Linked DNA regions of Homo sapiens: region 1 is linked to region 2. A link is a loop called in an ENCODE intact Hi-C map of the cell type or tissue named here. Cell type or tissue: chondrocyte. All regions are shown on one strand. Each heading gives the region's core, and the rest is flanking DNA. Links, peaks and the distances in the headings are about the cores only. Region 1 has its middle 11 kb from the start of SPIN3. Region 2 has its middle 53 kb from the start of SPIN2B.

Region 1 (17,002 bases), core at 1,904-9,903, 66 kb before region 2:
CAAGATGGATTAAAGACTTAAATGTTAGACCTAAAAACCATAAAAACCCTAGAAGAAAACCTAGCCATTACCATTCAGGACACAGGCATGGGCAAGGACTTCATGTCTAAAACACCAAAAGCAATGGCAACAGAAGCCAAAATTGACAAATGGGATCTAATTAAACTAAAGAGCTTCTGCACAGCAAAAGAAACTACCATCAGAGTGAACAGGCAACCTACAGAATGGGAGAAAATTTTCGCAACCTACTCATCTGACAAAGGGCTAATATCCAGAATCTACAATGAACTCAAACAAATTTACAAGAAAAAAACAAACAACCCCATCAAAAAGTGGGCAAAGGACATGAACAGACACTTCTCAAAAGAAGACATTTATGCAGCCAAAAAAACACATGAAAAAATGCTCACCATCACTGGCCATCAGAGAAATGCAAATCAAAACCACAATGAGATACCATCTCACACCAGTTAGAATGGCAATCATTAAAAAGTCAGGAAACAACAGGTGCTAGAGAGGATGTGGAGAAATAGGAACACTTTTACACTGTTGGTGGGACTGTAAACTAGTTCAACCCTTGTGGAAGTCAGTGTGGTGATTCCTCAGGGATCTAGAACTAGAAATACCATTTGACCCAGCCATGCCATTACTGGGTATATACCCAAAGGACTATAAATCATGCTGCTATAAAGACACATGCACATGTATGTTTATTGCGGCACTATTCACAATAGCAAAGACTTGGAACCAACCCAAATGTCCAAAAATGATAGACTGGATTAAGAAAATGTGGCACATATACACCATGAAATACTATGCAGCCATAAAAAATGATGAGTTCATGTCCTTTGTAGGGACATGGATGAAATTGGAAATCATCATTCTCAGTAAACTATCGCAAGAACAAAAAACCAAACACCGCATATTCTCACTCATAGGTGGGAATTGAACAATGAGAACACATGGACACAGGAAGGGGAACATCACACTCTGGAGACTGTTGTGGGGTGGGGGGAGGGGGGAGGGATAGCATTAGGAGATATACCTAATGCTAAATGACGAGTTAATGGGTGCAGCACACCAGCATGGCACATGTATACATATGTAACTAACCTGCACATTGTGCACATGTGCCCTAAAACTTAAAGTATAATAATAATAAAATTAAAAAAAAAAGAGAGAGCTTTGGGATAGCTGAACACGTGGAGGTTCCTGAAGGGTGGCTCACTTGAACAGGGCATGGAAGTTTGGTACCCCATTCCACATACCTTGCCCAATGTATCTCTTCCTTCTGGGTGTTCATCTGTATCTTTTGTAATATCCTTTACAATAAATGGGTAAATGTAAGTAAAGTGTTTCCCTGAGTTCTGTGAGCTGCTCTAGCAAATTAATTGAATGAGAACCCTGATTTATAGTTGGTCTGTTAGAAGTACAGATCATAATCTGGAACTTGTAATTGGCATCTAAAGTGCAGGGCAGTCTTGTGGGATTGAGCCCTCATGATTTTTAAGCCTTGATATTGTATCTTGTCTTAGTTCAGGCTGTTATAACAAATTACCATAGAATGAGTGGCTGAAACAATAAACATATATTTCTCACAGTTCTGGAGACTGGGTCTCCAGATAAGTCCAAGATAAGAAGTACAGGCCAATTTCGTTCCCTGGGGATAGGCCCTCTTTCTGGTTCCAAATGGCTATCTTCTCATTATACCCTCACATGGTGGAGAGCAGAGAGAGAGCTAGCTCTCTGGCTACTTCTTATAAGAGCATTAATCCCATCCATAGGGGCTCTACCCTCATGACCTAATTATCTCCCAAAGGCTCCATCTTCAAATATTATCACACTGGAGATTAGGCTTTAACATATACATTTAGGGGACAGGGCCACAAACATTCAATCCATAGCATGTCCTGAAATTTGACTGAATCCTTTTAATCATTTCAGTAGTTACTAATGGATTCTTTGGGATCATCTCTATATACAATGGTATTATCAGTAAATAAAGATAGTTTTACATTTTCCTAATATGGATAACTTTTATTTACTTATTTTCTTACTTGATTGCCCTGTCTAGAACCTACTGCAGTACAATGCTGAATGGAAATAGTGAGGGGGCATTCTTGTCCTCTTCTTATACTTAGGGGGAGAGGTTTCAGCCTTTCCCTGTTGAATGTGAATTTAGCTCTTTTTTTAATGCATATATGTCTCTTATCTTGAAGAAGTTCCCTTCTATTCCTAGTTTGTTGACAGGTTTATTATTATTATTATTAGAGGGTGTTGGATTTTGTCAAATGCTTTCTTGTGTCAATTGAGATAATCATTTTTTTCCCTTCATCCTATTGAGGTGTATTATTTTTATTAATTTTATAAAATTTTTTAATTGGAGTGAACTATACTATGACATAAAATTACCACTTTAAGAGTACAATTTAGTGGCAGTAAGTACATGCACATTGTTGTGCAATCACCATTATCCGTTTTCAGAACTTTTTTGTTATCCCAAACATAAAATATGTACCCATTAAAAAATAATTCCCTATTCCTCCCTCCCTCAGTCCCTGGTAACTTCTTTTCCTTGGTGCCTCATATAAGTGATATCATACTATATTTGTTCTTTTATGTCTATTTTCACGTAGCATACTGTCTTCAAGATTCATTTATATTATAGTATTTATCACAATTTCATTCCGTTTTAAGGCTGAGTAATATTCCATTGCACCTATATATCACATTTTGTTTTTCAATTCATCTGACAATAGACATTAGTGTTGTTTCCATCTTTTGGCTGTGTGAATGATGATGCTATGAACATTTGTATAGAAATATTTGTTCAAATCCCTGCTTGCCCTTCATTAGAGTATATACTGAGAAGTAGAATTACTGGATCATATGATAATTTAACTTTTTGAGGCACTGCCAAACTGTTTCCACTGTGGCTGTACCATTTTACATTCTTGTCAGTAATGCACAAGTATTCCAATTTCTCCACATCTTCACTCACAGTTTTTATTTTTTTTGTAATAGTCATCATAATGATTGTGCAGTGGTACCTCATTGTACTTTTGACTTGCATTTCCTTAATGATTAGTGAAACTGAGCATCTTTTTATGCTTTTATTGGCCATTTGTATCTCTTTGGAGAAATACCTATTCAATTCATTTGCCCACTTTTTAGTTGGTGCTTGTTTATTATCATTAAGTTGTGGGAATTCTTTGTATATTCTGGATGTTAGTTTCTCATTGGATATATAATTTACAATTTTTGTCTCATTCTGTGAGTTGTCTTTTCATTCTGTTGATGGTGTCCCTTGATGCATTTATTCTAATTTTAATAGAGTCCAATGTATCTCCTGTTTCCATTCCTGTGCTCTTTGTGTCATATCTGATAAATTATTGCAAAATCCAATTTCATAGAAGTTTTCTCTCATGTTTCCTTCTACCAGTTTTACAGTTTTAGCTCTTATGTTTAGGTCTTTGGTTCATTTAAGACAGCGCGGTGTAAGGTATATAGTGTATATGGTGTAAGATAAGCATCCAATATCCTTCTTTTGCAAGTGTCCATGTAGTTTTCCCAGCACTGATTGTTAAAAATATTTTTCTTTCCTCATTTAATGGTCACGGCATTCTTGTCAAAAATCACTTACATAAATAAGCAAGAGTCTATTTCATAGCTCTCTTTTATTCCATTGGTCTATGTGTGTGTGTTTATACCAGCAGCACACTGATTTAGTGCTGTAGCTTTGTAATAAATTTGAAATCAAGAAGTGTGAATCCTCTTTGTTCTTTTTTAAGAATTTGTTTTGTTTTGTTTTGTTTGTTTATTGTTTCGTGGTTCCATATGATTTTATAACAAGTGTTTAAATTACTTTAAAAACCTTGAAACCTTATTAAGATTTTGATAGGAAATTCATTAAATCTGTAGACAGCTTTGGGTAGTATTGTCATCCCGAAGGACTTCTTTTAACATTTTTTGTAGGGCAGGTGTTGTGGTAATGAACTTCCTTGGCTTTTGTTTGCCTGGGAATATCTTAATTTCTCCTTCGATTTTGAAAGACATTTTTGCCAGATATTGAATTCTCAGTTGAAAGATTTTTTTTTCTTCATCAGTCTATCATCCAATTGCCTTCTGGCCTTTAAGATTTTTGCTGAAAAATTGGCTGAAAGTTGAAGGAGAGAGGTGGAGCAAGATGGTGGAACAGGGCTCTCCAGTGATTGTCCCCGCACAGAAACATCAATTTGAACTATTTACAAACTAAAATATCTTCACAAGAACAAAGAAAACCAGGTGAGATATCACAGTACCCGGTTGTAGCACAACAATAAGAATAGATGCATTGAAGAGGGTAGGAAGGACAGTTTTACATTATCCACATCACCTCTCAAAAAACTGCAGGCAACACAGTATAAAAATATGTAACATCTGCTTGAAGGAAAGAGAGGGAAATGAGTACAGGAATTACCTAGGACCAATACCAGTCCCACTACAGTAAAACCCAGCATGAGACAGGTCCCATGGCTCCAGACTGTAGGTCAGTACCCACAGATTGATCTTCCAGCCTTGCCATGGTGCCAGGTGGGACCCCACATCTCCAGACTTCAGGCCTGAGAGGTGCACTTGCTCTCTGACTCACTCCAGTGCCATGGCAGGTAGAGCAGACCCAGGCTTTGGGCATCCCCCAGTGCCACACTGACTGCAATGGCTCCAGGCTTTCATCATGCCCCAGAACCATGCTGGCCCAACTGGCCCTGGGCATCAGTAAAACACAAGATGGCCTGCCCAGAATCTCTGGACAGGCTGACATGGAAGGGTCTTCCAAAACAAAGCCAGTCTGTGAAGCCTGGAGTCAGTACCTATTTCTTCAAATGTGAAGACATCAGTGAACAGCCACAAGGATCAATAGCAATCAGGGAAACATGACATCATCAAAAGGACAAACAAAAATAGCAGTGACTGAAATGGAGATGTGTGAATTACCTGAAAGGGAATTCAAAATAACTGCTTATTAAACTTAATCTTGAAGAAAAATGCCTTTTAGGAGTTATATTATTCAGTGCATTATTTACAAAGTATAACCAAGTCTATGGTAAAATGAATTTCTAATTCAGAGAATGCTGTTATCCTTATTTAACATTTTCCCTATAATAATTACTATTTAAAGATAATTATGATTACAATTTTCAAGCTTTGTGAAAAAATTGTTCATACAAGGAAGTAATGATTACAACCTGCTAAAACTGGCCAGCCTGTAAATACTTTTTATTTGTTTATTACTTTTTACTAGTAGAAATACATTTATATTCTTTTTCTTTCTTTATCCATCCTCCCCACTTCCCTTTGTAGCCTCTGGTAACAGCTAATCTGACCTCTATCTTCATGATATACTAAAAAAGCTAAAAAAGCACTCACATATGAGTGAGAATATGCAACAGGATTTAATTCTTTTTTTATGGTGGAATAATATTCCATTGTGTATATATACAACATTTTCTATTTTTAATTAAAAAAATTTTACTGATTTGAGGGTACAAGTGCAGTATTGTGTAGTAATGAAGTCTGGGCTTTTAGCCATCACTTGAATAATGTACATTATACCCAGTAGGTAATTTTTTATTCCTAACCTCTTCCCAACCTCCCACCTTTCAGAGTCTTCAATGTCTATTATTGCACCTTGTATTCATGTGTATTCATTATTTAGCTCCCGCTTATAAATGAGTCCATGCAGTATTTAACTTTCTGGGTTATTTAACTTAAGAAAATGGCCTCCATTGTTCTCCATGTTGCTGCAAAAGACAGGATTTCATTCTTTTTTATGACTGAGAAGTGTTCTATGGCATGTGTGTATGTCACATTCTCTTTATCCAATTATTCATTGATGGACACTTAGGTTTATTCTATGACTTTGTGAATAGTGCTGAAATAAAGACATGAGTACAGGTAGCATTTTGATGTAACAATTTCTTTTCTTTTTGGTATGTATCTAGTAGTGGGATTGTTGTATCAAATGGTAGTTCTATTTTTAGTTCTTTGAGAAATCTCCATATATTTTTTTCCAGAGAGGTTGTTCTAATTTACATTTCCACCAACATTGAATAAGTGTTCCTTTTCCTCAGCATCCTTGCCAACATCTGTTGTTTTTTGACTTTTTAATGATAGTCATTCTGACTGGAGTAAGATGGTATGTCATTGTGGTTTTAATTTGTATTTCTTTGATGATTAGTGATGTTGAGTATTTTATTTTTTGTTTTGTTTTGTATTGTTTGTTGGCTGTTTCTATATCTTCTTTTGAAAAGTGTCTGTTCATGTTCTTGGCCCACTTTTTAAGGGATTATTATTATTATTATTTACATTACTTTCTGTGTTGCTTGGGTTCTTTCTAGATTCTAGATATTAGTCCTGGGTCAGATGAATACTTTGCAAATATTTTCTCCCATTTTGTAGGTTGTTCATTTACTCTGTTGACTGTTTCTTCTGCTTTGTAGGGGATTTTTAGTTTAATTAAGCCCTATTTGTCTATTTTTGTTTTTGTCGCATTAGCTTTTGAGGACTTAGTCATAAATTCTTTGCCTAGGCCAATGTCCAGAAGTGCTTTCCCTAATTTTTTTCTAGGTTTTGTATGGTTTTATTTACATTTATGTCTTTTATCTGTCATGAGTTTTGTTTGTTTGTGTGTTTCATTCTTCTGCATGGCTATTCACTTCTCCTAGCAACATTTACTGAGTAGGGTGTCTTTTATTCAGTGTATATATTTGTCAGCATTGTTGAAGATCAATTGGTTATAGGTATGTGACCTTACTTCTGGGTTCTCTATTCTGTTCTACTAATTTGTGTGTCTATTTTTATACCAGTACCATGCTGTCTTGGTTACTATATCCCTGTAGTATAAATTGAAGTGAGGTGATGTGATTCTTCCAGCTTTGTTCTTTTTGCTTAGGATTGCTTAGGCTGTTGGGGCTGTTTGTTTCCATATGAATTTTAGGATTGTTTATTCTAATTCTGTGAAAAAATGATGTTGGTAATTTGATAGCAACTGAATTGAATCTGTAAATTACTTTGGGCAGTGTGGTCATTTTAACAATATTGATTCTTCCAATTCATGAGCCTGGGATGTTTTTCCATTTGTTTGTGTTATGTATGATTCCTTTCATTAGTGTTTTGTATTTCTCCTTGTAAAGATCTTTTATCTTCTTTTGTAAATGTATTCCTAGGTATTTTTGTTTTGTAGCTATTGTAAATAACATTGAGATTTAAATTTGGTTCTCAGCTTGATTGTTATTGGTATGTAGATATGGTACTGATCTTTAGACTTTTTTGGAATAGTTTCAGTAGGAATGGTACCATTTCCTTGTATGTCTGATAGAATTCAACTGTGAATTCCTCTGGCCTAGACTTTTACTTTTGGGGACTTTTTTTTTTTTTTATTCATGATCCAATCATACTGCTCATTATTGCTGTCTTAAGAATTTCTTTTTTTTTTCCCTAGTTCAATCTTGGGAGGTTATATGCTTTCAGGAATTTATACATTTACTCTATGTTTACTAATTTGTGAGCATAGAGATGTTCATTCGAGCCTCTGATGATCTTTTTATGTGTCTGTGGTATTAATCGTAATTTTTCCTCTTTCATTTTTGATTGTTCTTATTTGAATCTTCTTCTTTCTTGGGTTAATTTAGCTAGTGGTCTCTGGATTTTGTTTATCTTTTTTAAAAAACCAACTTTTCATTAATCTTTGGATTGTTTTGGGAGTCACAATTTTATTTAGTTTTGCTCCGATCTTTGTTATTTCTTTTCTTCTGCTACCTGTGGACTTGGTTTGTTCTTTTTTTTTTTTTTTTAGTTTCTTGAGGTACAATGTTAGAATGTTAACTTGTAATATTTTTTCCTTTTTGATGTAAGCATTTAATGCTATAACCTTCCCTCTTACCACTGCTTTTGCTATATTTTAGAGGTTTTGGTATGTTGTGTCTCTACTTTTGTTTTGAACATTTAAAAATTTCCACCTTAATTTTGTCATTTGCTCAAAGATCATTAAGAAACAGGTTATTTAATTTTCTTGTATTTGTATAGTTTTTAGAGTTCCTCTTGATATTGATTTCTAGTTTTTTTTTCCCCACTGTGGTCTGAGAAGATACTTGATATGATTTTAATTATTAAAAATGTATTGAGACTTGTTTTGAGGCCTAATATATGATCTATTTTGAAAAACGTTTTAGTGTGCTAATGAAAAGAATGCATATTCTGCAGTTGTTGGGTAAAATGTTCTATAAGTTTCTGTAAGGTCCATTTCGTCTAGATTTCAATTGAAGTCTAGTGTTTATACCTCATTTAAAAAAATTATTTATTGTTGATCTTTACTTTGGTTGATTCTATATTTTGTCTATTATGAATAGTGCTGAAATAAACATTAAAGTGCAGCTAAATCTTTGATATATTAATTTTTTGGATATATACTTAGTGGTGGAATTACTAGATCATATGATAATTCTAGTTTTAGATTTTTGAGTACCTTCCACATTGTTTTTTTATAGTAGATGTACTACCTTGCATTCCTACAATGTATGAGAGTTCCCCTTTCTCCAAATTTTTGCCAACATTTGTTATTTCTTGTCTTTTTGATACAAGCCATTTTGGCTATCGTAAGATGATACATCCTTGTGGTTTTGATTTTTCATTTCCCCAATTATTAGTGATATTGAGCATTTCTCACATACCAGTTGGTCCCTTGTATGTCTTATTTTGAGAAATGTCTATGTAGATATTTTCCCCATTTTAAGTGGATTAGATGGGTTTTTTGCTGTTGAGTTGTTTGAACTTCCTGCACATTCTCATTCTTTCTTTTAACTTTATTTTAGCTTCAGGGGTACATGTGCAAGTTTGTTACATAGGTAAATTTTGTCACAGGGGTTTAATGTACAGATTATTTCGTCACCTAGGTAACAAGCATAGTACCCAATAGGTAATTATTTGATCCCCTACCTCCTTCCACCATGCACCCTTAAGTAGGTCCTGGTGTCTGTTGTTCCCTTCTTTTTGTCTATGTATTCTCAATGTTTAGTTCCCACTTATAACTATGAGGATGCAGTATTTGGTTTTGTGTTCCTGAGTTAGTTTGCTTAGGATAATGACCTTCATCTCTATTCATGTTACTGCAAGGGACGTGATCTGATTATTTTCTATGGCTGCATAGTATTTCATGGTATACATCTACCACTTTTTTATTTTTATTTTTATTTTTTAATTTCTGAGCATTCATAGTAGGTGTATATATTTATGGGGGTACATGAGATGTTTTGATACAGGCATGCAATGCGAAATAATTACATCATGGAAAACGGGTATCCATCCCCTCAAGCATTTATTCTTTGTTTTATAAACAATCTAATTATACTCTTTTTAGTGATTTTAAAATGTGCAATTAAATTATCATTGACTATAGTCACCCTGTTGTGCTGCCAAATACTAGGTTGTATTCATTCTTTCCAACTATATTTTTTGTAACCATTAATCATCATCACCTCCCCCTCAGCCCCTCACCACCATTTCCAGCCTCTGGTAACCATCCTACTCTCGATTTCCATAAATTATATTGTTTTGATGTTTACATACCACAAGTAGGTGAAAACATGCTATGTCTTTCTTACTGTGCCTGACTTATTTCACTTAACATATGATCTCCAGTTCCATTCATATTGTTGCAAATGAATAAATCTCATTCATTTTTATGGCTGAATAGTACTTCATTGTATATATATATGTACCGTGTTTTTTTTGTTTTTTTTAATTTTTATTTATTTTTTTATTATTATACTTTAAGTTTTAGGGTACATGTGCACAGTGTGCAGGTTAGTTACATATGTATACATGTGCCACGCTGGTGCGCTGCACCCACTAACTCGTCATTAATCTGTTGATGAATACTCGGTTGCTTTCATATCTGAGGTATTGTGAACATGCTCTAAAAAACATGGGAGTGCAGTTATCTCTTCCATATATTGATTTTCTTTCTTTTGGATATACACCTAAGAGTGGGATTCCTGGATCCATTGGTAGCTCTATTTTTAGTTTTTTGAGGAACGTTCAAACTGTTCCTAGTGGTTGTACTTTTTTACTTACCCACCAGCAGTGTATGAGGTTTCTATTTCTTCCACATCCTTGCAACCATTTGTTATTGCTTTTTTTTTTTTTTGGATAAAAGCCATTTTAACCGGGGTGAGATGATATCTCATTGTAGTTTTGATTTGCATTTCTCTGATGAACAATGATGTTGAACACCTTTTAATATGCCTGTTTGCCATTTGTATGTCTTCTTTTGTATGTCTATTCAAATCTTTGGCCCAGTTTTTAATTGAATTATTAGAGTTCTTTCTGTACAGTTGTTTGAACTCCTTATGTATTCTGGTTATTAATCTCTTGTCAGATAAATAGTGTGCAAGTATTTTCTCCCATTCTGTGGGTTGTCTTTTCTCTTTGTTGACTGTTTACTTTACTGTGCAGCTTTTTAACTTGATGTGATCTCATTTGTCCATTTATGCTTTCATCGCCTGTGCTTGTGGGGTATTGCTCAAGAAATTTTTGTCCAGGCCAATGTCTGGAGATTTTTCTCAATGTTTCCTTGTAGGAATCTCATAGTTTGAGGTCTTAGATTTAAGTGTTTAATCCATTTCAATTTGTTTTTGTATATGGCAAGAGATGGGGGTCTAGATTAACTCTTCTCCATATCTAGTTTTCCCAGAACCACTTATTGAAGACACTGTCTTCTCCCTAGTGTATATTCTTGACACCTTTGTTGAAAATGAGTTCACTTTAGGTGAGTGGATTTGTTTCTGGGTTTTCAATTCGGTTTCATTGGTCTGTCTGCTTTTATGCCAGTACTATGCTGTTTTGATTACTATAGCTCTAAAATATCATTTCAAGTCAGGTAACGTGATTGCTCCAGTTTTGCTCTTTTTGCTTACAGTAGCTTTGACTATTCTAGGTCTTTTTTGATTCCATATAAATTTTGGGATTTTTTTTATTTCTATGAAGAATGTCATTGGTATTTTGATAGAGATTGCATTAAATCTGTAGATTGCTTTGGGTAGTACAAACATATTAATAATATGAATTCTTCCAATTCATGAACAAAGAATATATATATATATATGTATATATATATATATATACGTATATATATATATGTATATATATATATATATGTATATATATATATATATATATATATATATATATATAGAGAGAGAGAGAGAGAGAGAGAGAGAGATGGAGTTTTACTCTGTCACCCAGGCTGTAGTACAGTGGCACGACCTCAGCTCACTGCAACCTCTGCCTCACAGTTTCAACCGATTCTCCTGCCTCAGCCTTCTGAGTAGCTGGGATTACAGGTGCACGACACCACGTCTGGCTAATTTCTGTGTTTTTAGTAGAGATGGGGTTTCACCATGTTGGCCAGGCTGGTCTCTAACTCCTGACCTCAGGTGATCTACCCGCCTTGGCCTCCCAAAGTTCTGGGATTACAGGCATGAGCCACCGTGCCTGGCCAGAGTATTTTTCAGTATTTTGGTGTTCTCTTCAATTTCTTTCATCAGCTTTTTATAGTTTTCATTATAGAGATCTCTCTCTTTGGTAAATTCCTAGGTATTTAATTTTCTGTATGGCTATCTTAAATGGGACACATTTTATTTTTTATTTCTCTTTTGGATTGTTTACTGTTGGCATATAGAAATACTACTGAATTTTCTATGTTGATTTTGTGACCTGCAACTTTAATTTAATTTTAATTTTTTATTGACTTGTATTTTTTTATCCCTTGTATGTTTTTTGGTTTGAAGTTACTGTGAAGCTTGTCTTATAACCCATTATTTAAACGTAATAAATACTCAACACCTTTTGCATAAACAAACAAGCAAAAAGAAAAGTAAGAAAAACTCTATGCCTCAACTTTGCCCCTACCCCACCACTTTTTGACTTTTTGTTTTTTCTATTTCTACCTTCTTGTACTATGTATTGAAAAGTTGTTGTAGTTATTATATTTGCTTGGTTCATCATTTAGTCTTTTTACATAGGCTAAGAGTCATGTATGCAGCATAGCTACAGTGTTATAATATTCTGTGTTTTTTTGTGTACTTACTATTAACAGTTAGTTTTGTACCTTCAGTGATCACTTATTGCTCATTAATGTCCTTTTCTTTCTGATTGAAGTACTGCCTTTAGCATTTCTTGTAGGACATGTCTGGTGTTGATTAAATCCCTCATCTTTTGTTTGTGAGGGAAAGTCTTTATTTTTCTTTCATGTTTGAAAAATAATTTCACCAGATATATTATTCTAGGGTGAAAGTGTGTGTATGTATTTTTTTTTTTAATCAGTACTTTAAATATGTCATGCCACTCTCTTCTGGCCTGTACGGTTTCCACTGAAAAGTCTGTTGCCAGACATATTAGAGTTCCACTGTATGTTGTTTCTTTTCTCTTGCTGCTTTTAGGATTCTTTATCTTTGACCTGTGGTAGGTTGATTATTAAATGCCTTGAGGCAGTCTTTTCTGGGTTAAGTCTGCTTGGTGTTTTATAACCTTCTTATACTTTGATATTGATCTCTTGCTCTAGGTTTGGGAAGTTCTCTGTTATTCTCCCTTTGAATACAGTTTCTACCCCTATATTTTTCTCTACCTCCTCTTTAAGGCACATCACTTTTTTTTTTTTTTTTTTTGATAGTGTCTTGCTCTGTCACCGAGGCTGGAGTGCAGTGGTGTGATCTCAGCTCACTGCAACCTCCACCTCCTGAGTTCAAGCGATTGTCCTGCCTCAGCCTCCCAAGTAGCTGGGATTACAGGCATGTGCCACCAAGCTCAGCTAATTTTTGTATTTTTAGTAATGACAGCGTTTTACTGTGTTGGCCGGGCTGGTCTTGAGTTCCTCATCTCAAGTGCTCTGCCTGCGTCGGCCTCCCAAAGTGCTGGGATTACAGGCGTGAGCCACCGTGCCTGGCCCAATGACTCTTATATTTTCCCTTTTGAGGATATCTTCTAGATTCTGTAGGCATGCTCTATTGTTTTTTATTCTTTTGTTCTTTTTTATTATTATTAAACTTTATGTTTTAGGGTACATGTGCACAACGTGGAGGTTTGTTACATATGTATACATGTGCCATGTTGGTGTGCTGCACCCATTAACTCATCATTTACATTAGGTATATCTCCTAATGCTATCCCTCCCCCCTCCCCCTACCCCACAACAGGCCCCAGTGTGTGATGTTCCCCTTCCTGTGTCCATGTGTTCTCATTTTTCAATTCCCACCTATGAGTGAGAACATGCAGTGTTTGGTTTTTGTCCTTGTGATAGTTTGCTGAGAATGATGGTTTCCAGCTTCATTCATGTCCCTAAAAAGTACATGAACTCATCCTTTTTTATGGCTGCATAAAAAAGGCTAGTTAGATTGCCATTCTAACTAGCGTGAGATGGTATTTCATTGTGGTTTTGATTTGCATTTCTCTGATGGCCAGTGATGGTGAGCATTTTTTCATGTGTTTTTTGGCTTCATAAATGTCTTCTTTTGAGAAGTGTCTATTCATATCCTTCACCCACTTTTGGATGGGGTTGTTTGTTTTTTTCTTGTAAATTTGTTTGAGTTCATTGTAGATTCTGGATATGAGCCCTTTGTCAGATGAATAGGTTGCAAAAATTTTCTCCCATTCTGTAGGTTGCCTGTTCACTCTGATGGTAGTTTCTTTTGCTGTGCAGAAGCTCTTTAGTTTAATTAGATCCCATTTGTCAATTTTGGTTTTGTTGCCATTGTTTTTGGTGTTTTAGACATGAAGTCCTTGCCCATGCCTATGTCCTGAATGGTATTGCCTACGTTTTCTTCTAGGGTTTTTATGGTTTTAGGTCTAACATGTAAGTCTTTAATCCATCTTGAATTAATTTTTGTATAAGGTGTAAGGAAGGGATCCAGTTTCAGCTTTCTACATATGGCTAGCCAGTTTTCCCAGCACCATTTATTAAATAGGGAATCCTTTCCCCATTTCTTGTTTTTGTCAGGTTTGTCAAAGATCAGATAGTTGTAGGTATGCAGCATTATTTCTGAGGGGTCTCTTCTGTTCCATTGGTCTATATCTCTGTTTTGGTACCAGTACCATGCTGTTTTGGTTAGTGCAGCCTTGTAGTATAGTTTGAAGTCAGGTAGCGTGATGCCTCCATTGAATGTATAAATTACCTTGGGCAGTATGGCCATTTTCACGATATTGATTCTTCCTATCCATGAGCATGGGATGTTCTTCCATTTATTTGTATACTCTTATTTCATTGAGCAGTGGTTTGTAGTTCTTGAAGAGGTCCTTCACTTCCCTTGTAAGTTGGATTCCTAGGTATTTTATTCCCTTTGAAGCAATTGTGAATGGGAGTTCACTCATGATTTGGCTCTGTGTTTGTCTGTTCTTGGGGTATAGGAGTGCTTGTGATTTTTGGACATTGATTTTGTATCCTGAGACATTGCTGAAGTACCTTATCAGCCTAAGGAGATTTTGGGCTGAGACGATAGGGTTTTCTAAATATACAATCATGTTGTCTGCAAACAGAGACAATTTGGCTTCCTCTTTTTCTAATTGAATACATTTTATTTCTTTCTCTTGCCTGATTGCCCTGGCCAGAACTTCCAATACTGTGTTGAATAGGAGTGGTGAGAGAGGGCATTCTTGTTTTGTGCCAGTTTTCAAAGGGAATACTTTCAGTTTTTGCCCATTCGGTATGATATTGGCTGTGGGTTTGTCATGAATAGCTCTTATTGTTTTGAGATACATTCCATCAATACCTAGTTTATTGAAAGTTTTTAGCATGAAGGCTGTTGTATTTGTCAGAGGCCTTTTCTGCATCTATTGAGATAAGTGTGTGGTTTTTGTCTTTGGTTCTGTTTATATGCTGGATTATGTTTATTGATTTTCGTATGTTGAACCAGCCTTGCATCCCAGGGATGAAGCCCACTTGATCATGGTGGATAAGCTTTTTGATGTGTTGCTGGATTCGGTTTGCTAGTATTTTATTGAGGATTTTTGCATCAATGTTCATCAAGGATATTGGTCTAAAATTCTGTTTTTTTTTTGTTGTGTCTCTGCCAGGCTTTGGTATCCGGATGATGCTGGCCTCATACAATGAGTTAGGGAGGATTCCCTCTTTTTCTATTGATTGGAATATTTTCAGAAGAAATGGTACCAGCTCCTCCTTGTACCTCTGGTAGAATTCAGCTGTGAATCCATCTAGTCCTGGACTTTTTTTGGTTTGTAAGCTATTAATTATTGCCTCAGTTTCAGAGCCTGTTATTATTGTATTCAGAGATTCAACTTCTTCCTGGTTTAGTCTTGGGAGAGTGTATGTGTCGAGGAATTTATCCATTTCTTCTAGATTTTCTAGTTTGTTTGCATAGAGGTGTTCATAGTATTCTCTGGTGGTAGTTTGTATTTCTGTGGGCTCGTTGGTCATATCTCCTTTGTAATTTTTTATTGTGTCTATTTGATTCTTCTCTCTTTTCTTCTTTATTAGTCTTGCCAGCAGTCTATCAATTTTGTTGATCTTTTCATAAAACCAGCTCCTGGATTCATTGTTTTTTTATGGGCTTTTTGTGTCTCTATTTCCTTCAGTTCTGCTCTGATCTTAGTTATTTTTTGCCTTTTGCTAGCTTTTGAATGTGTTTGCTCTTGCTTCTCTAGTTCTTTTAATTGTGACATTAGGGTGTCAATTTTAGATCTTTCCTGCTTTCTCTTGTGGGCATTTAGTGCTGTAAATTTCCCTCTACACACTGCTTTGAATGTGTCCCAGAGATTCTGGTATGTTGTGTCTTTGTTCTCATTGGTTTCAAAGAACATTTTTATTTCTGCCTTCATTTCGTTATGTACCCAGTAGTCATTCAGGAGCAGGTTGTTCAGGTTCCATGTAGTTGAGCGGTTTTGAGTGAGTTTCTTAATCCTGAGTTCTAGTTTGATTGCAGTGTGGTCTGAGAGACAGTTTGTTGTAATTTCTGTTTTTTTATTTCCAACTATGGTCAATTTTGGAATAAGTGTGATGTGGTGCTGAGAAGAATGTATATTCTGTTCATTTGGGGTGGAGAGCTCTGTAGATGTCTATTAGGTCTGCTTGGTCCAGAGCTGAGTTCAATTCCTGGATATCCTTGTTAACTTTCTGTCTCATTGATCTGTCTAATATTGACAGTGGGGTGTTAAAGTCTCCCATTATTATTGTGTGGGAGTCTAAGTCTCTTTGTAGGTCTCTAAGAACTTGCTTTATGAATCTGGGTTCTCCTGTATTGGGTGCATATATATTTAGGGTAGTTAGCTCTTCCTGTTGAATTGATTCCTTTATCATCATGTAATGGCCTTCTTTGTCTCTTTTGATCTTTGTGTTTTTTTTTAAGCCATCCTGTTTGTGGTTTTTTTTAGAGCAGACATAGGACACTAACAAAATTACTCATTTTTAAAAAAACTTTGATTTTTGATAGCTCCTTCAGGTTGATTCTTGTGTCATTTCTGATTTTGAGTATTTTTTCCACGTGCTTATTGGCGATTTGTATATCTTTCTGGAAGAAATGTCTATTTAAGACCACTGCCCATTTTATTTATTTATTTATTCAATTAAAATTGTAGCATTTATTACCAAGCAATAAAAATTTTATAAGGACAAAAGCAACAGAGATATAGGGTAAAATATTTATGTATGCAATATTGCATAATAATTTGTTTTTTTTTAATTTTAGCTTTAGGGATACCACTGGTTTTTGATTACACTGATAAATTGTATAGTGGTGAAGTCTGAGCTTTAAGTGTACCCCTTGCCTGAATATTGTAGGTTGTACCCAATAGGTAATTTTTCATTCCTCACCCTACTTCCACAATTCCTGGTTCTGAGTCTTTAATGTCCATCATACCACTCTTCCTGCCTTTGTGTTATTGCCCATTTTAAAATTTAAATTGGGTTATTTGTTGTTGAGTTGTAGGAGTTTTTCCTCATTTTGTTTTAGATACAGGA
Region 2 (17,002 bases), core at 5,725-13,724:
CTAAAAAAGTTTTCTTTTCTGCATTTATGTGGTAGCGGCACAGTCACTGACAGCCCTGCCCCACTATAAAAGTATCTGGAAACCATGGTTAATAAATATTGGTTTTGTTTCATCAAGTAAGACAGACAAGGATAAATTCCATCAGGAGACTAACATTCAAGAAAGCCCTTGGTGTTACATGAAAATGATTTGTAGAATAATATACGTGTATATGTCTTGAATAAAAGTAAAATATTTAAATTGTGTTTAAAAATGATTTACTGCTTTAATTGATTTTTCCAAGTTACTGACTTTAAGTCCTGATTTCTGGATAAGATTTCTACTTTATTATTATTTTGATAGGAAGTAATGGGTAACCCAAAGCCAGATACAATAGAAAACACCATAAATATGAATAATTTGAAACTCCTTTAATTAGCTATTTTCTACCAAGAAGTAAAAATGCCATAGTGTAATTTTTCTCCCCTTATGGAGATTAAAGCATCAATAAATTAAAGTTCAAATTCTTCTCTTCTGAATCTTCTCAGCTTTCAGCTGTGTATCTCAGAAACTTCCCAAAGAAACAAAGTTTTAAAGCATTGTATTCAGTGATATGTTGGTAATGTTTTATAACTAGCTCTTGGGGGTGGAAGGAATGATTGAGTGAAGTTTTAATTTGTGGCATTTGCTGATTTCTGTGATGTTATTACTACCATTATGGCTGATTTCAAGCTACTAATATGAAGTGACTAAACGCAGAGATAGGAAACGATGGGCATAATCAACTCTATCTCAAGTCAGTGCAAGTTAGGTCCAACCATTGCTGATTTTCTTCCATAATAAGAAGTGTGAAAGTAGAGAGTTCCTAGCATTGATTTGGCAGATCCAGAATTTCAATTCCAAGGTCATAGAGGCCTTGAATTTGAGACATAGCATTTGAGAAGGCATAAGAGCACATGCCAGCTTTTCTGGTATTACTACTCAATGATTTCTATTTACATCCTACTTCTATTTACATACTTTTGGTCCAAACTCTGTTATAAGGTTATCTCTAGCCACCTTTAGCTAGAGATCTACCCATCAATCTAGTCTATTGATGGATAATAGACTCTTTAAACTGAATAGATACAAATAGAAACAAAATCAGGTTTGTTAAGGAATGTTAAAATGGCTATTGCATAAGCAATTAGCAATCTCTGGAAAAGAAAACCAAGTGATTTCCTGTCAAATAGCGCTAGATTCAATTTACACACAAAAATATAGACATCCTCCCTCACATTGACTAGTTGTATCATAGGCAAATTATTAATATTTAATCTATTTGATGTCATTTTCCAATGCTGTTATAAAATATAAGGTGTAGAAAATGTTTTTCTTTCTTTTTTGTTATTTTTCTTTTGCTATATGGCTTCATTTAAAAGTAGGTAAAAATTTTCAGAGTGGAAATGACTTTAATTATGCTTCATTGTTTTGAGAAGGTCACCAAAATGATACCTTAGTCTCACAATTAATTAGTGAGCTTTCTTGGGAGAAAGCTAGGCATTGCTAAAGTAATCCAAAGATGAATAATTTAGTCAGGAATATAAAACAGTAATTTAAAAATTACTATGAAGTGTTTCAAACACATAGAAAATTATAGAGAATAATATGATGAATATATACACCCTCTACTTAACATTGCCAAATCCTAAATATGTGAAATTTTGTTATTTTTTAGTTTTAAAAAGGAAGATGACATAATTTAAACTATTACACGTGAAGTGCCCTTTGTATCTTTCTCCAATGCCTCTCTGCTTTGCCTTTCTCTAGAGGTAACCATTTTCCAGAATGTGATAATTTTTCATTTCTATGCACTTATTATGCTTTTAATATAAGTTTATATCTACAAAAGATTGTATCGTGTTGAATGTTTTTAAAACTTTTATTAATGTTAGTGTTCTGCCTTTTTCCCTAAGCATCCTATTATAGAGTCATCAGCCATAGAGACTTATAGATCAAAAGGGTTATGTATTATATATTTCAAAATTCCTAAAGTGTAGATTTTTAATGTTTTTATAATAAGTGTGTGATGTAATGGATTTGTTAATTAGCTTGATTTAATTATTCCACAATGTAAACATATATGAAAAAACCATATTGTACTCCATAAATATATAAAATTATTATTTGTCAATTTAAATAAAATAATTATACTAAAAATAGTGTCATTATGATTGTGGGCCCCAAAGGTAGAGCACATTACACAGCTTTCTTAACAGTTTTTATCACGGACTGTTCTTTTGGATCAAACTAAAAATATATTGACTTGTGGGTATCTAATATAAAGGACAAAGCAGAATGCCCAAGAAATCAGAAACTGTTTTCAGTACCCAAAGGCTCCAGTTAGGGGTTAGGCTTCCTTTTTGGTTAGAGATGCTGAAGTGAAAACAATTTTTCTTTATTTACCTGAGGATTGAGTATTTGGCAAGCAGCCTGCTAAATTTTGTTGGAGATTTTCAGTCACTCCTTCTGGGAGATGTGTGATAATACCACAGACAACACTACTGAGATTGAGGGTTCTGATTGCTAACCATCATTATACCATGTAGTGAAAGTTTTGAAAAGCCGAGTGTAGAAACACTTCACTAAATTCTAAACTATCCAATTCTGGCAAATGGCAGTGGTGTTTAGTTAACCCTAGAGTACTATAAACATATATTGGAGGTTTCATCACATAAATTTGAACAAATTTTGATTCTCCATTGCTAGTTGATGGGAAAGAAGTTGGCAATGTTCAAAACAGTGTATCATGTGCCATCAGTCTGTGTAATGAATCCAGTTAGTCATGATATCTGTAAGAGTTAGAACTACAGGAGAAACACCAAAATTTATTTGACAATAATCTTCTATAAGTCTTCAGTTCACCTTAGACTTTTGTACATGGTGGTTCTATATAGAGATCTTGTATCGCTTACTAACTGTGCTTCCTTTAAGTCATTAATCAAGGCTGTGATTTTCTTTTTTTCTTCCCTGGAGGAGACAGAGAGGCTTGTGGGAGAGCAATTTTTGTGTCCTATTAACACTTTTCTACATGTGGCTGCACCACATTTGGCACTTTGTGGCAGAAAAATACAAGCGTCAGTTCCTAGTATATATTCAGATGTAGAGGTAACATCAAGAGTGTACAAAACTGGCCCAAAAGGTTTCACTCACAAGGTCATATTAGCTTCCCTTCCTTATTGTAAACCCAGTACAAACCCCATTAACTGATTCTGGATGCCATTTCCTTCCATAGGTCCAGGTAGACTAGTGACTTGGGCAACCATATTCAGAAGGTCCAAAAAAGTTAATTTTCTCCTTTTGCCAAAATTCCCCACCCTATTCGCACAGGTATATAATGGCCTTTGATCCTCACTGGGGACAGAAAGTCCTCAGCCCTCATCCTGTAACCCACTTCCCCAATTATTCCCCATTAATGGGGGGTCCATTTATTGCATAGTTGATTATACATAGTGGTCTGTACATTTATCACCAATTCTCATAAATTACCATTAAATTCAATTAATTGGCTGGTAAGGTCCTCATTATTTCTCTTACAGAAAGCCATGTTCATTACCATCTCAGGCTTATTGCTATAATTACAAAAAACTGTGAAGATTATGCGATTTTTTTTACCTTACTTGTAAGCTAACAAGGTAATCTGTCACAGGTTTTTGAGGGTTCTGGTAGAAGACATGAGACTCTTGGGTCAGAGACAAAGGATTATTATTCGTAGCAATAGTAACAGCCTGAATATAAGCATTTTTACCTTAGATTCCTAAGCCCCACTTCCCACAGTGCTATACAAAATGACCATTTGACTCCAGCATACATAGTACTATGCATTACAGGAGTAAAACCGAGGAAAATCAATCATTTATAATGTGCAGTAGCTGTGCTTTCCCTTTACTCTTGAAAAAGACATTCTGTTTATCATACTAGAGTAAGCATTCTTTCCCTTTGCTTCAGAGGGAAGCACTGTTTTCCAAAGGCTCTATGCAAACATGTTTTTACTTCAGAGAGAGACACTATCTCTTTCTTCCAAAGCTGTCTGCTATTCAAGCATCTTTTAAAAGATAGCCTAAAACAAAGGGTAGAAAGTGATTTACTTGCATGAAAAGCACATATGGAACTTTTCTTCCAACTCATGCACCACAAAACGATGTCTTGGTCAATGACAAACCATATAGATAGTGATATTCCCATAAGATTATAATGGAGGTGAAAAATCTCTATCAGCCACTGACATTGTACCAAAATTATAAAATAAAAATTGTAGCATACTTTATTTTTAATGAATTTAGCATAGCCTAAGTGTACAATGTTTATAAAGTCTACAGTAATATACAGTAATGCCCCAAGTCTTCACATTCACTTACCACTCACTCACTGAATCACCTAGAGCAACTTTCAGTCCTGTAAGTGCCATTCATGGCAAGTGCCCTATACAGGTGTAACATTTTTTATCTTTTATATTGTATTTTTACTGTACCTTTTCTGGGTTTAGATTTGTTTAGATACACAAGAACTTACCATTGCATTCCAACTGCCTGCAGTATTCAGCACAGTAACATGCTATACAGGTTTATAGTCTAGGAGCAATAGGCTATACCATATAGCCCAGTCATGTAGTAAGGTATACCACCTGGGTTTTTCTAAGGGCACTCTATCATGCCCACACCATTATGAAATTTCCTAACAATGCATTGCCCAGGAAGTAGCCTCAGTGTTAAGTGACACATGACTGTATAAAGTTGCTGGTGATATGCCATCTTCAAACTAACTAGATGATAGCAAATCTTGCTCCAACTTAAATTCCCACCAACATTGTATAGAATCTCCTATTTGTTTAACTGGTCAACACGTTTTCAAATTTCCTACATGTTTGATCTGATATGCACATGATGATCTAATGTGTATGAAAGCATATGTCATTTTAGTTTCCATGTTTCTGATTACTGGTGAGAATCATAAAGTCAAGAAATACTCATTGAACATCTATGTGCCAGGTACACATTTAAGTACTTGCGATACATTGAAGAACATAAAGATGGAGAAATCATACACTTACAGAGATTATATTCTGGCAAGTGTAAGTATAACAAAGTTATTAACTAAGTAAATTACACAGTATATTAAAAGATGACATGTTATGGAAAAGACAGAAAAGTAATAAGGATCAAATTAAGAAAATTTATTTTTATTGAAAATGTGGTCTCCTATTTTATAAATCAACTGGTTGCATTCTTTTGCCCAATTTCCATGGGTCATTTGCTTTTTCTTAGAATATATTATGGCTTATTTTGTTAATTTTAGTCATCCAATTTTATAGCCACGTCTTATTTTTCCCTACTTTGTATAGGGTAATTTTTGCAAGTAGGAGATGGCATATTATAATTTAATCAACCGTATTAAAATTTCCTTTAGTAAGTACCTGTGCATTCTGTGCCTTTGTAATCTTCCTCATTTACAGAGTTCAAAATATAAATACTATCTTCCATTGTATTTTAAAGATTTTATACATGTTACTTTCCAAGTTTAGGTATTAAATTTTTTGTTCACTTGGAATTTATTTTGCACGTAGTGTTGTAAAATTTTCTTTTTAAACAAACAGCCAGTTAACACAGTACTATTTATTTAAAAAAAAGTTTTTTTTTCGTTAGTCATCTGAAATCTCATTTCTATTATAATTCGTTTCCTATGTGTAAATCTGTGTCTAGGTCACTCATCAGTTCATTAGCATATTTAATCTCCCCTTTTCCATCTCTGGACCCAATACAGACTATTCTACAAAGTTCCTAGGGTGATCCTGTTAAACTATATGACAAATCATATTGCTCCTCTGCTATCAGTATATGAATGGCTTTCCATAACATTCAGCGTAAAAGCCAAATTGCATTCTAGAACCTGCAGGGCTCTAAGGCGTCTTCCTCTCCCTCATCCCCACTACCTCTTTGAAATCACCTTCTGCTATTCTCTGCCTTGCTCACTCAGCTCCAGCCATGCTGCCATCCTCCCTGCTTCTCAAACATGTCAGGCCTCCTTTTGCCTTGGGGCCACAGTACTTGCTGTCTCTCCACCTGGAATATTCCTTTCCCAGACAGCTACAGGGTCAGCTCTTCCATTGCCTTCAGGTCTTTACTCAAAAGCCAAGTTCTCAGTGAGCCCTTCCCTGGTACCTTATCTATCTAATTTCAGCCTCCTCCCTGGAATTTCATATTCTACTTCTTTGCTTTATTTTTTCCTTCTTAGCACTTGTCACTATGAAAATACTTTACATTTACTTACATATTTTGGCTACTCTCTGTCTCCCACACCAAAGTGGGATAAAGATAAAAGAACTAAACTTAAAAGTGAATGGGGGTCAAAGCAAGCCAAAAGGGGCAGTTTTCCCAGGGTCTAGCCCCAGTTACAAGCACAAATGCTTCCAGGGGACAACTGTGCATTTTATTAGAGTGAAGCAGGCCAGCTGGGGGTATGGCCAATTGGAGAGGGCATTCTGAGTCTAAACTGGACTGAGCCCTATCTCAGACCCAGCTGCTTGTATCTCTGTTGGAATGTGGGCCCTAATCCTCATGTTTTTTTGTTTCGTTTCATTTTCAAGAGAGGCCAGAAACATGGAATTTCATTGTGTGAAACCTCCCAGATTAGGTGCTTTAGAGTACCTAATTTAAAGTAGATAACAATGAAAAAATAAAGATCAAACCAAACTCGGCAGCTGACTGAAATTGGCCTCTGGGCAGCCTGCTGGTGTTTGCTGGACTCATAAAAGAAAATTAATTCCTGCTATAGGGAGTGAGCTTGCCTTGTATTTCTTGAGGCAGTCAGCCTCAGGTCATGTTGGGTAGAGAGAATAAACTGAATTTACCACCTTCTTTCAACTCTTGAAAGCTCCTCGCTTCCCCCAGTATGCAGGGAGTTAGGGAAGCCTGGACAGCAGGGAGTTGCTGCTCCCTCTCCCAACTAAACTCAACCCCTCCACTATACAGCTGAAGGACTTAGTTATACAAAGTCATATCTCCCAGCCCAACTTCTCCATGGCATCTGCCTTACCTGGAAACAAAGAGCTGCTCAGACTCTGATCACAGCTCTCCATAAGTTGGGGATGGGCAAAATTAGTGGGAAGGTACCTGTGAGGAGTCCACAGACACCAGTCTTGTGGGTGCCTAGCCAGAATTGGGGCTTCTTGGGGAAGTAGGCCACCTTTTGTGGAGCACTGGATGGAGTCACCTGTAGTTTCAGGTAGCTGCCAAAAGGAGCATGGTTAGTCAAGTACTCCCCATGCGCTGAAGAAAAACATTAGGCTCAATTATCTGATGCCCCTCCTCTCTAGGAAGACAAGAAACATTCCAACAGAAGGAAAAAGTGTGATAGGACTGCTGTAACTGAGTTCAGTAAGGTTTAGTTTTTCTGGATCAAATTCTTTCCAAATGCAAGATGGAACATCTCTTAAGTTCTGAGAGCCCCACTAATCCATGATCTACAAGTGTTGTTTATCCAGCACAGGGCAAATGTGAGGAGGCAGCCCACAGCCCAGCACTTGTGGAGAACCATGTTAGTGTGTTTAGGCTGCGGGTTGGTGTTCTGCTAGGCAGGTGCGTCATGAACTCCAGGGAAGAAGGAAAGCCTTATAGGTGTAAACTTGGTTGCTGCCTAACTCTATGGAGTCATCCTTGTCCAAATGTCTTTCCAGGGAACTTCTCATGCAAATGGCTTCCTTGACAGTTGCCACTTCCTTTGTGCATAGAACTAAGGGAACAATGTGCATACTGCCAGAAATCCAACTTTTCTCTGGGTCTTCTCACCTCTGATGGGCCCCACTGTCCACACCTCTTCTTCTGTATTCTCACTCCCTTTGTCAGTCTTTCTTCTTTGAATTCCTTCTTCCTTAGTATTCTTCACCCTGACTCCTGCCTCTCATAGACCCTCCATTTGTGTATCCTTTAGTCTCTCACCAGAGTCCTTCCAACTTGATCTTTCACCCCTTACTCAGGACCTCTTCTAAGCTTCTTTGAGTAGAGAGCTTCCTACTCTATTCCATTTATGCTGTCTATTTTCCTCTAATCCCCAAGAGCTCACTCTTCCTCTGTTATTCTTCACTCCCTTCCCAGTTGGATGTTTCCTCCACATAGGTCACCTCCTCCCTCAGGTAACCTCTAACTTCTGGCCCTTCACCACCTCTTCCTAAGAAGTCACCTCGTCCTCTCCTTCTCCCCACAGCCAATCTTGACTTACTTTCCTTCTCCGCTCCACACCAGACCAGCTAAGTCTCTTGCAATTTTAGATGGCTGATTGTGATTCTAGCTGAACTTTGTTCACAATTGGAATTGACAGCTGTTCCTTCCTTTCATGCCCCATCCACAAAACACACCCAATCTTTTCAACAAGACAAACTGCTTATACATGTCATATAAATTTGTATTTTTCAGCATAAAACAACAGTTATGCAGGCAAATATTGTGATATCAGGACCCTTGAGCTTTCAACACCCTGAAAAGTTGTACTTTTTTTGTTTGCCTGCGTATTACACATTTGTCTCCACAAATGTAGCAAATTTTACTCTAACAAGATATTTTCACCAAATCGTAGACATAGATATGGAAGTCATCATCAAACGATGAAATACACAGGTTTGGCTTTAACTTGGTGGATGACCTTGTCTGTCCTTTTGGAGTCGTCTTCTTTGGTATATTCCACATGTTTATCTATCAGGCTATCTATAAATCCTTCTGGTTCCCTCTTCACTGGATGAGACACACTTGATTCTGGCATGATGCAGAGGTCACCTGCCTTATAATCATCGAGTAGCTAGTACATGTGCAAGACAGGATCTTTCTTATAAGTAATATAAAACCAGGCTTTCATGATAGGTGCTTGGGCTAGGACCATCCCCCTCCATTTATCCATAGAACCATGCTCTCCCTCAAACATGTGTTTCACTGCTTTGCCAATTATGGTATTTGCAAGGCAGAAATCCCTGACTTGTGAGAATGGCACCTTATGAGGAAGGATTTTAAGCTTTAAAATTCTTTCATCTCTGTGAAGTTCTAGTCCATAAACACAGTCAATTCCATAATATTTTACCAGATAAAGAAAGGGATATATAGGCACCTGATTCAGAACGGTCCCTTTACACTGGGTGATGGGCTCATCTCCCTTCTTCTATCCATGTGAAATTCTGCAGCCTACCATGTGTCTGCAGGACTGAGAGGAAGACCTTCCTCTTGGCTTCATTGGAGATGTCTTTTTCTTCCTCATGTTTGTAGTTCCAGTGTGGTGACCTATGGCTTCCCTGGTTGGCAGCTTTGCAGCTGCCTTTTTGTGAAGGAGAGTCTTCATATTTGGAGGGGAAGGAGAGAGGCCAGGGAAAAACATTAAATGTATGAGTTTTTTTCTTCTATCATGAAGTCCCTGTGCACCAGGTACATTGCCACCCATGTTGTTCATGTGTGTCCAGTAGCAATGTTAGATATCAAGACACTCTTGGATGCCTGCCTACAATGTCTTCCTTCCAGGCTTGTTTAGCTGCACAAGAGAGATAGAGAACAGGTAGGTGTGGTGGCCGTGGTAGTTGAGAGCACAGCAAAAGGAAGTGGGCTACTTTGCCTATTCCCTGACCCTCTGTCGCCATCCTATCACATCTCCCAACATTCTCCATTTTTTAGCTCCCACCTCATTTTTCCATTTCTGTACATGCAGTCTCCATGTCCCCTCCCCATGGCTCTGTGGTATTCATCCCCCGTACATTCCCATCCCTCGCCTCCCGCCTGGTGCTCACCTCTCTTTCCTGTCTCTTCCTGGTAAACTCCATTTTCCTTCTGGGCTCCAACCACAAACCTATTTCCCTTTCTGGCCACCTTTGTATACCATCCTGGTGCTCTTCAGGTCCTCATGCCCCCAGCCCTCAAATCACCCTTCCCAGTCTCCTGCATTTCTTACGCCAGCACCCACCCGAATTTTCACGCCTGGCCCCCACCAACCCCCATCCTCCGGTTCCGCAGCCCAGGGCCCACCTCCCGCGCCGCCCACCTCCCGCACTGCCGGAGAGGTGGCAGTGCCACCTCCCGCGCCCAAATCAGACCCCTCACTGTTGCCTCTGCTAGGAGCCTGTGGCGAAGGAGGATCAGCAGGCCACTAACAGAGTGAGCGCTTGCAAAAGCTAGGAGGGTAGGATCTGTAGGCGTGGAAAACGTCTAGAAGGGTTGTGAGGCAGGCGAAAGGGAAGGCAGCAGCATCCCCAGCACTAGGCTTGTTAGCCCTCTGCCTTCCTGTCGGTGGCGGCCCTTCTGCTACACTGGACTTCCAGGAGCCGTTGCTGCTGTTGCAATCTCCTCGCTCTTTTCCTAGCTTAGCTTCCTGGTAGGAGGGAGGCCTCTGCTTCCTGCCAAACGCCGCGCAGCACCCCCACCCCAGTGAATCCTGGACCACCGCCCTGGGCCCTAGAGATGCTCCTGGGCTCCTGCCCCCCACGCCCAACCGCACCTTCTCCCAAATCCACAGGTACCAGGTCCAAAGCCCCCTCTCCCTCTCCTGCTAGGTTCAACGTTTTCATTTTATGTCCCCCGACCCGCCGTCCCAGACTCCTCACCCCTACCTCCACCTTCAACCCCTCAGCGGCCCTGCCTCATCTGCTTTCCATCTTTCAAGATTTCCTTTTCCCAGTGCCCTTACGGAGTTATTCTTTATATACAAAAACCTGCCTTTCTTGTCATTGGAGAGGATTTTTGGTAGGACAAGAGAAATGCGCTAGTGCTTAGTGCTCAGTCTGCCATTTGACCTAATCTTTGTAATTTTTCCTGACAGGTCATTCCTGAACTTTACTTCTTGAGGAGATTTTTTGTTTCTTTTTCTTATTTTTTTCGTTTCCCTGATTGCAGAAGAATTGCATGCACAATGTGGACACTGTGTAAAATTCAGAAAATAGACTTGAAGCAGAAAATAATCAACTGCAAGCCCTGTTTCCATTCCCCTGGGCTCCAAGCAAAATAATAGCACTTATTACCTCTCCTTTGCCTTTTTTCTAAGCTCTTAAAAAGCTTGCATTATTTTTGCAAATTTAGTTGTTAAAAATTCTTTGTAAAACCATTTTTAGATGATATTTTGAAAATTACAGAGTGTAGTAGGTAGCAATATTAGAAGTACCAAATACTCTTCATTTGGAATTAACATTACTCATTTGTATTTGGGCTTTTAAAAGTAGAAATAAAATATTACCAATAAAATGTAATTCTCTTATCCTCTAGCATTGATCCTGTTCCCTCCCACCTCTCTAATGCTAACGCCATCACTCATTTTTTTTGTATCCTACAAATCTTTGTATTTCTGTAAATACCAATAATAATTTATAGGAGTTCACAGATTTTTAGGGTACAAAAAAAGAATGATATTTATAGTTACAAGTGGAAACTATGTATTTTATATCTCATATGTATTTTTAAATGTACATTATGAAGAATAATTCCTTCATACTGTGAGAAAAAAAGATTACTTCTCTTCCATGGCCCACACCTGAGATTTCTGGGAGGTGGCTCTGGGTCTTTATGATTTAGAATTTCTTTTTCTAACTAGATAAATACACTCTTAAAGATATTCAAGAAAATATTTTGTTTTTATTTTAATAGTTACATTGTCAGCAAGCCTGAAATAGAACTCTAGATTTGTCATAATCTTACTTACCTGAACTTTATTTTCAACATAAATTTTATTACATTTAAATTTTCTGCAGTTTGCCTTTTTTATTCGATGTTTTATTTTTAAAATTTTCTTTATATTTTATCTCCAACACTCCTTGTCACCTTTTAAATCTGTTGCCAAAAATAGTCTATTTCAGAGTACACATGTGACATTTTTGGCATCCATGGAACAATACATTTAAACATCCATTTTGTTGTTGATTACTATTTTGGTTTATTACAATATTTCATTTTCACAAACAGTGCTGCAATGAATGTCTCTGTATACTTGTACCAGAGTTTCTGTAAGTACATCCTAGAAGAAGAAATAATTTCTTGTAAGTACAAGCACTTCAAATTTCTTAAATGCTGCCAAATTGCTGTGTTAATTGGCTGTACCACTCTATTTTTTTCTACTTCCCTTTGCAACAGAAATTCTTCAAATACTTGCCTATTACATTATCTTCAATTACATTCATCACATTGTTTCAAAAACCTACTCCAGTCTGATTTCCCTGCCTGCTCCCCCCAAACTCCATGAAAATTGCTACTGTTCAGGTTATCAGTGATCTCCAATGATCATTCAATAAGATCATCAGTGATCTTCAGTGATCATTTATTAATCTCCATCTTTATATATCATCAGTCCTTGATCGTTCTGTTTTCCATGAAAAACTCTCTAGGTTTTCTTGGTAACTCACTGGTCACTTTTTAGTCTTTTTTTTTTTATTGGTTCCTCTTTATTTCTTCAATCTCTTAATGCCCCAGGGCTCGGTCTGTAGACTGCTTTTCTATCTACACTGTCTCCCTTGGCCACTTCATATAGGCTTATAGCTTTAAATGTCATTTGTAAGTTGAAAGGCCTCAAACGTATGTCTAGCCTGACCTCACTTTTTACTCCAGGCTTGTAAATCCAGCTACCTACTTGACATCTTCCATGTGGATATCTAACAGACTCAATATATTCAAATTGAGATGCCAATATTGCCCCTAAGACTTGTTCCACTGCACACCTACTTCCTCATCTCAGTAAATGGCAGCTTCATCTTTCTGTTTGCTAAGGCTATAAATGTGATATCATTCTTTCTCACAATTCATATCTAATTTGTCACTAAATTATGTTGGCTCTACCTTCAAAATGTATCTAAAGTCTGGCCATTTTTCATAACTTCTACTGCTACCACCCTGATTTGAACTATCTTTATTCCATAGCTCGTTTATTGCAATGGCCTCTTTACTAGACTGCTTTTGCTCTTGTTCCTTTATTGTCTGTACTTAAATACCACGCAAAAACTACAGTGGCTTCCCATTTCACTCAGAGGGAAATAAAATACTCAAGAATAGCCTACAAGATAGTGTATGATCAACCCCACCTGACTTTACCCTCTTATCTTTTAAAATTCCATCTTCTACTACTCTCACTCATAACATTGAACCATATAAAATTTCTGTATTCATAGGTCAAAATGGTCAAATATCAGCAATTCTAAGTGTTTGGTTCATCCTAACAGCTGACTGTGCTTCTTTTACACTGACATCATTGCTGTTCCTTGAGCAAGCGAAATGTCTCTCACCTCAGAGCCTTTGGACCTGTATTACTTCTATATTAAAATTTATTTTTTCACTATCTTCAGGTCTCTGCTCCTTATCTTCACAAATTGGGCTATCTTAGGGACCTTAACATTCTGATCATCTTTATCTTGCTCAACTCTTCCCCATACTATTTGTATTAGTCAGTGTATAATTACTTCTGTTACAAACACCATACACATCTTAGTGGCTTGACATACAAAAAAATTATTTCTCACACATAAAACAGTTAAATGTAGGTGTTCCTGGTCATTAGGCAGCTTTTCTATAATTGGTAATTCAGGAAAGACAGTATCTGTCTTCCATGTAGTCAAAGATTGACCATTTTCTGTGACTTCATAGTCCTCTGCCAGATCCTGTCTATCCAGCTGGCCAAAAATTGAAGACAGCAAGAGTGAGAGAGAGAAAGAGAGACAGAGAGGAAGTTTTCTAGAGCAGCGATGTCCAATAGAAACATTAAGATGAGTAATATATATATAATTTAAAATGTATCAATTGTCACATTTTAAAAAGGCAAAAAGAAACAGGTAATATTAATTTTAATAATATATTGTATTTAACTCAATATGCCCAAACTACTATAATTTAAACATTCAATCAATATCAGATTATTAATGATGTATTTAAAGTTATTTTTAAATACAAGATCTTCAAAATCTTGTGTTTTACACTTAAAGCACATCTCAATTTATAACAACCATCTTTTAAGTGATCAATAGCCATATGTATCTAGTGACTACTATATTGGGCAGTATAGCTCTAGTCATTTTATGAGATAGGCCTATACATGACACCTGTCATTTCTGCCAAAATTCCATCTGGCCAAAAATAAGGCACAAAAGTCCCAACCCAATGAGAGGGGATCTAAGAAATTCAATTTAGCTAAATGCTCAAGGAAAGGAGGAGAAAAACAAATACTAGTAAGTATAATAATCTTTGCCAAATTTTTAGTAATTTTAGTAAATATTGGATCCTTTACAGTTCTTTGGGTTGTTTTCCTTTCTTTACCTTCCACTTACTTGTTCAAACATCCGTTAATATCAGTATGTACTCATGGATGTTTACTTAATTCTCTTGGTTTTAATCTGATAACTTATATTTATTTTATTTCTCAATTGTCCCCATTGTTGATCATTGGGATCATGTTCAGGTTGGTCCCTGCGTCCTTTTTTTTCTTTTTTTTTTTGAGATGAAGTCTTGCTCTGTCACCCAGACTGGAGTGCAGTGGCACGATCTCGGCTCACTGCAACCTCTGCCTCCTGGGTTGAAGCCATTCTCCTGCCTTAGCCTCCCCAGTAATTGAGATTACAGGTGCGCACCACACCACCCAGCTAATTTTTGTATTTTTAGTAGAGACGGGGTTTCACTATATTTGCCAGGCTGGTCTTGAACTCCTGACCTTGTGATCTGCCCGGCTTGGCCTCCCAAAGTGCTGGGATTACAGGCATGAGCCACTGCACCTGGCTGGTTCCTGTGTCCTTTTGACCATAGTGTTCATCCTATTATTATTCATTTGCTTATTTTTCACTTCTTTCTCCAGCAGTGAGAAACCTGGGTCTATAATGGGAACAATATATTTACTTGTTAAAGCCTTGGATATGTAATTTGGTTTCAGACTTGCTAACTCATACCAGTGTGAGAAACAAATTAACCAACTTGAATAGTGTTAGTGTATAGTTCTTTCTGTCTCTAGCCTCACAGTATTCAGATACTTGTTTCTAAATTCATTTAGTTACAAAGTTACTTTTCTTCCTCATCCCTTTCGGTGTGCTTATAGCATTCATTTGTAATATAGTTAGATTCCTATGTCTGTATCTTTGGTCTCCTGATACTCTGATTTATTTTTTTAGTTTGCATATGGCATAATTTACTCTTTTTGGTGTACAATTCTATGGATTTGACAAATGCATGAAGTCGTATGTCCAAAAATAGTACCATACAGAAGAGTTACATCACTCTGAAAATTCCTTTGTATTGCTCCTTTGTAATCAACACCTCCTCCTATCCCCAACCACTGGCAACCATTCATCTGTTTTCTTTCCGTATAGTTTTACTTTTTTTCCAGAATTTCATTGTAAATGGATCATACATTATGTACTACGAAGGGTCTGGCTTCTTTCACTTAGCAAAATATATTTAAGATTCATTCATGATGTCATGTGAACCAATAATTTATTTCTGTTTATTTCTGAGTAGAATTCCAGTTTGTTTGTTTGTTTTTTGAGACATAGTCTCACTATGTCACCAGGTTAGAGTGCAGTGGTGTGATATCAGCTCACTGCAACCTCCACCTCCCGGATTCAAGTGATTCTCCCACCCCGGCCTCCCGAGTAGCTGGGACTACAGGTGCGCACCACCATGTCCAGCTAATTTTTGTATTTTTAGTAGAGAGGTCATTTCACCATGTTGGCCAGGATTGTCTCCATCTCTTGACCTCGTGATCCACCCGCCTTGGCTTCCCAAAGTGCTGGGATTACAGGCATGAGTCACTGTGCCCGGCCTCCAGTTTGTTTTTTTGTTTACATGTTGGTGGATATTTGAGTTGATTTTAGTTAGTGACAGTTAGGAATAAAATTGACATTTGAGTGCAAGGTTTTTTGTGAACATGTTTTCAATTTACTTGGGTAAATACATATGAGTGGGATTGGTGGGTTCTATGTTGAGTACATATTTATATTTATAAGAAACTGACAAACTGTTTTTCAAAATTGCTTTATCATTTTACATTTCTACCAGCAATACCTGAAAGTTCTATTTGCTCTTCATTCTCGTCAGTATTTGGAATATTGAGAATTTCTTTTTTTCTTTTCTTTCTTTCTTTTTTTTTTCTTTTTTTGAGATGGAGTTTCACTCTTGTTGCCCAGGCTGGAGTGCAATGGCACGATCTTGGCTCACTGCAACCTCTGACTCCTGGGTTCAAGCAATTCTCCTGTCTCAGCCTCCCGAGTAGCTGGGATTACAGGCATGCAACACCAAGTCCAGCTAATTTTGTATTTTTAGTACAGATGGGGTTCCTTCATGTTGGTCAGGCTGGTCTTGAACTCCCGACCTCAGGTGATATGCTAGCCTTGGCCTCCCAAAGTGTTGGGATTACAGGCATGAGCCCGTCCAAGAATTTCTTATTTTAGCCATGCTCACAGGTTTACAGTAGTATCTCATGTTGGTCTTAATTTATATTTCTCTAATGATTAATGATGTTGAGGATCCCTTTATAAGCTTATTTCTCATCTGTATATTTTCTTTAGTAAAACGTCTCTTTCAAATATTTGCCTTTAAAAAAACTGGATTTGTGTTTCTTATTGTTGAGTTTTGAGTTTTTATGTATGTGATTTGCAAATATTTTCTCTCTGTGACCTGTCCTTTCAGTTTCTTAACAGTGTTTTTCACAGAGCAAGTGTTAAATTGTGATGAAGTGCAATTAAAGGTTTTTAATAGATTGTATTTTGGGGCTCCAATTTTTTTATTTCAATAGTTTTGGGGTGGGGGTACAGGTGCTTCTTGGTTACATAGATAAGTTCTCCGGTGGTGATTGCTGAGATTTTAGTGTACCCATCACCCAAGCAGTGTACACTGTACCCAATATGTAGTCTTTTATCCCTCATCCTTCTTCCAATTTCCCCCAACTGAGTCCTCAAATTACATTTTATCATTTTTATGCCTTTATGTCCTCATAGCTTTTATGCTTTTGTGTCCTCATAGCTCCCACTTATAAGTGAGTACATACAATATTTGGTTTTCTATTC

What was found. A loop is a pair of places that touch in the nucleus more often than their neighbours do. Peaks named below come from ENCODE experiments on the same cell type or tissue, not always from the same donor. Only the 100,000 strongest peaks of a DNase experiment are listed, where the experiment ranks them.
Region 1: it touches region 2 in a loop (3-fold over the local background); 2 of 110 quality-filtered maps call a loop at or near these places.

The regions. Positions count from the first base shown.
Region 1 is chrX:56,998,240-57,015,241 of GRCh38, forward strand. No RefSeq gene overlaps it. Among named protein-coding and RNA genes, the nearest start is that of SPIN3, 11 kb to the left of the region's middle. In chondrocyte, for the core only: no CTCF peak of the experiment used is centred there; no DNase peak of the experiment used is centred there.
Region 2 is chrX:57,060,350-57,077,351 of GRCh38, forward strand. It overlaps the pseudogene SPIN2P1. Among named protein-coding and RNA genes, the nearest start is that of SPIN2B, 53 kb to the right of the region's middle. In chondrocyte, for the core only: no CTCF peak of the experiment used is centred there; a DNase peak (open chromatin) is centred at 10,272.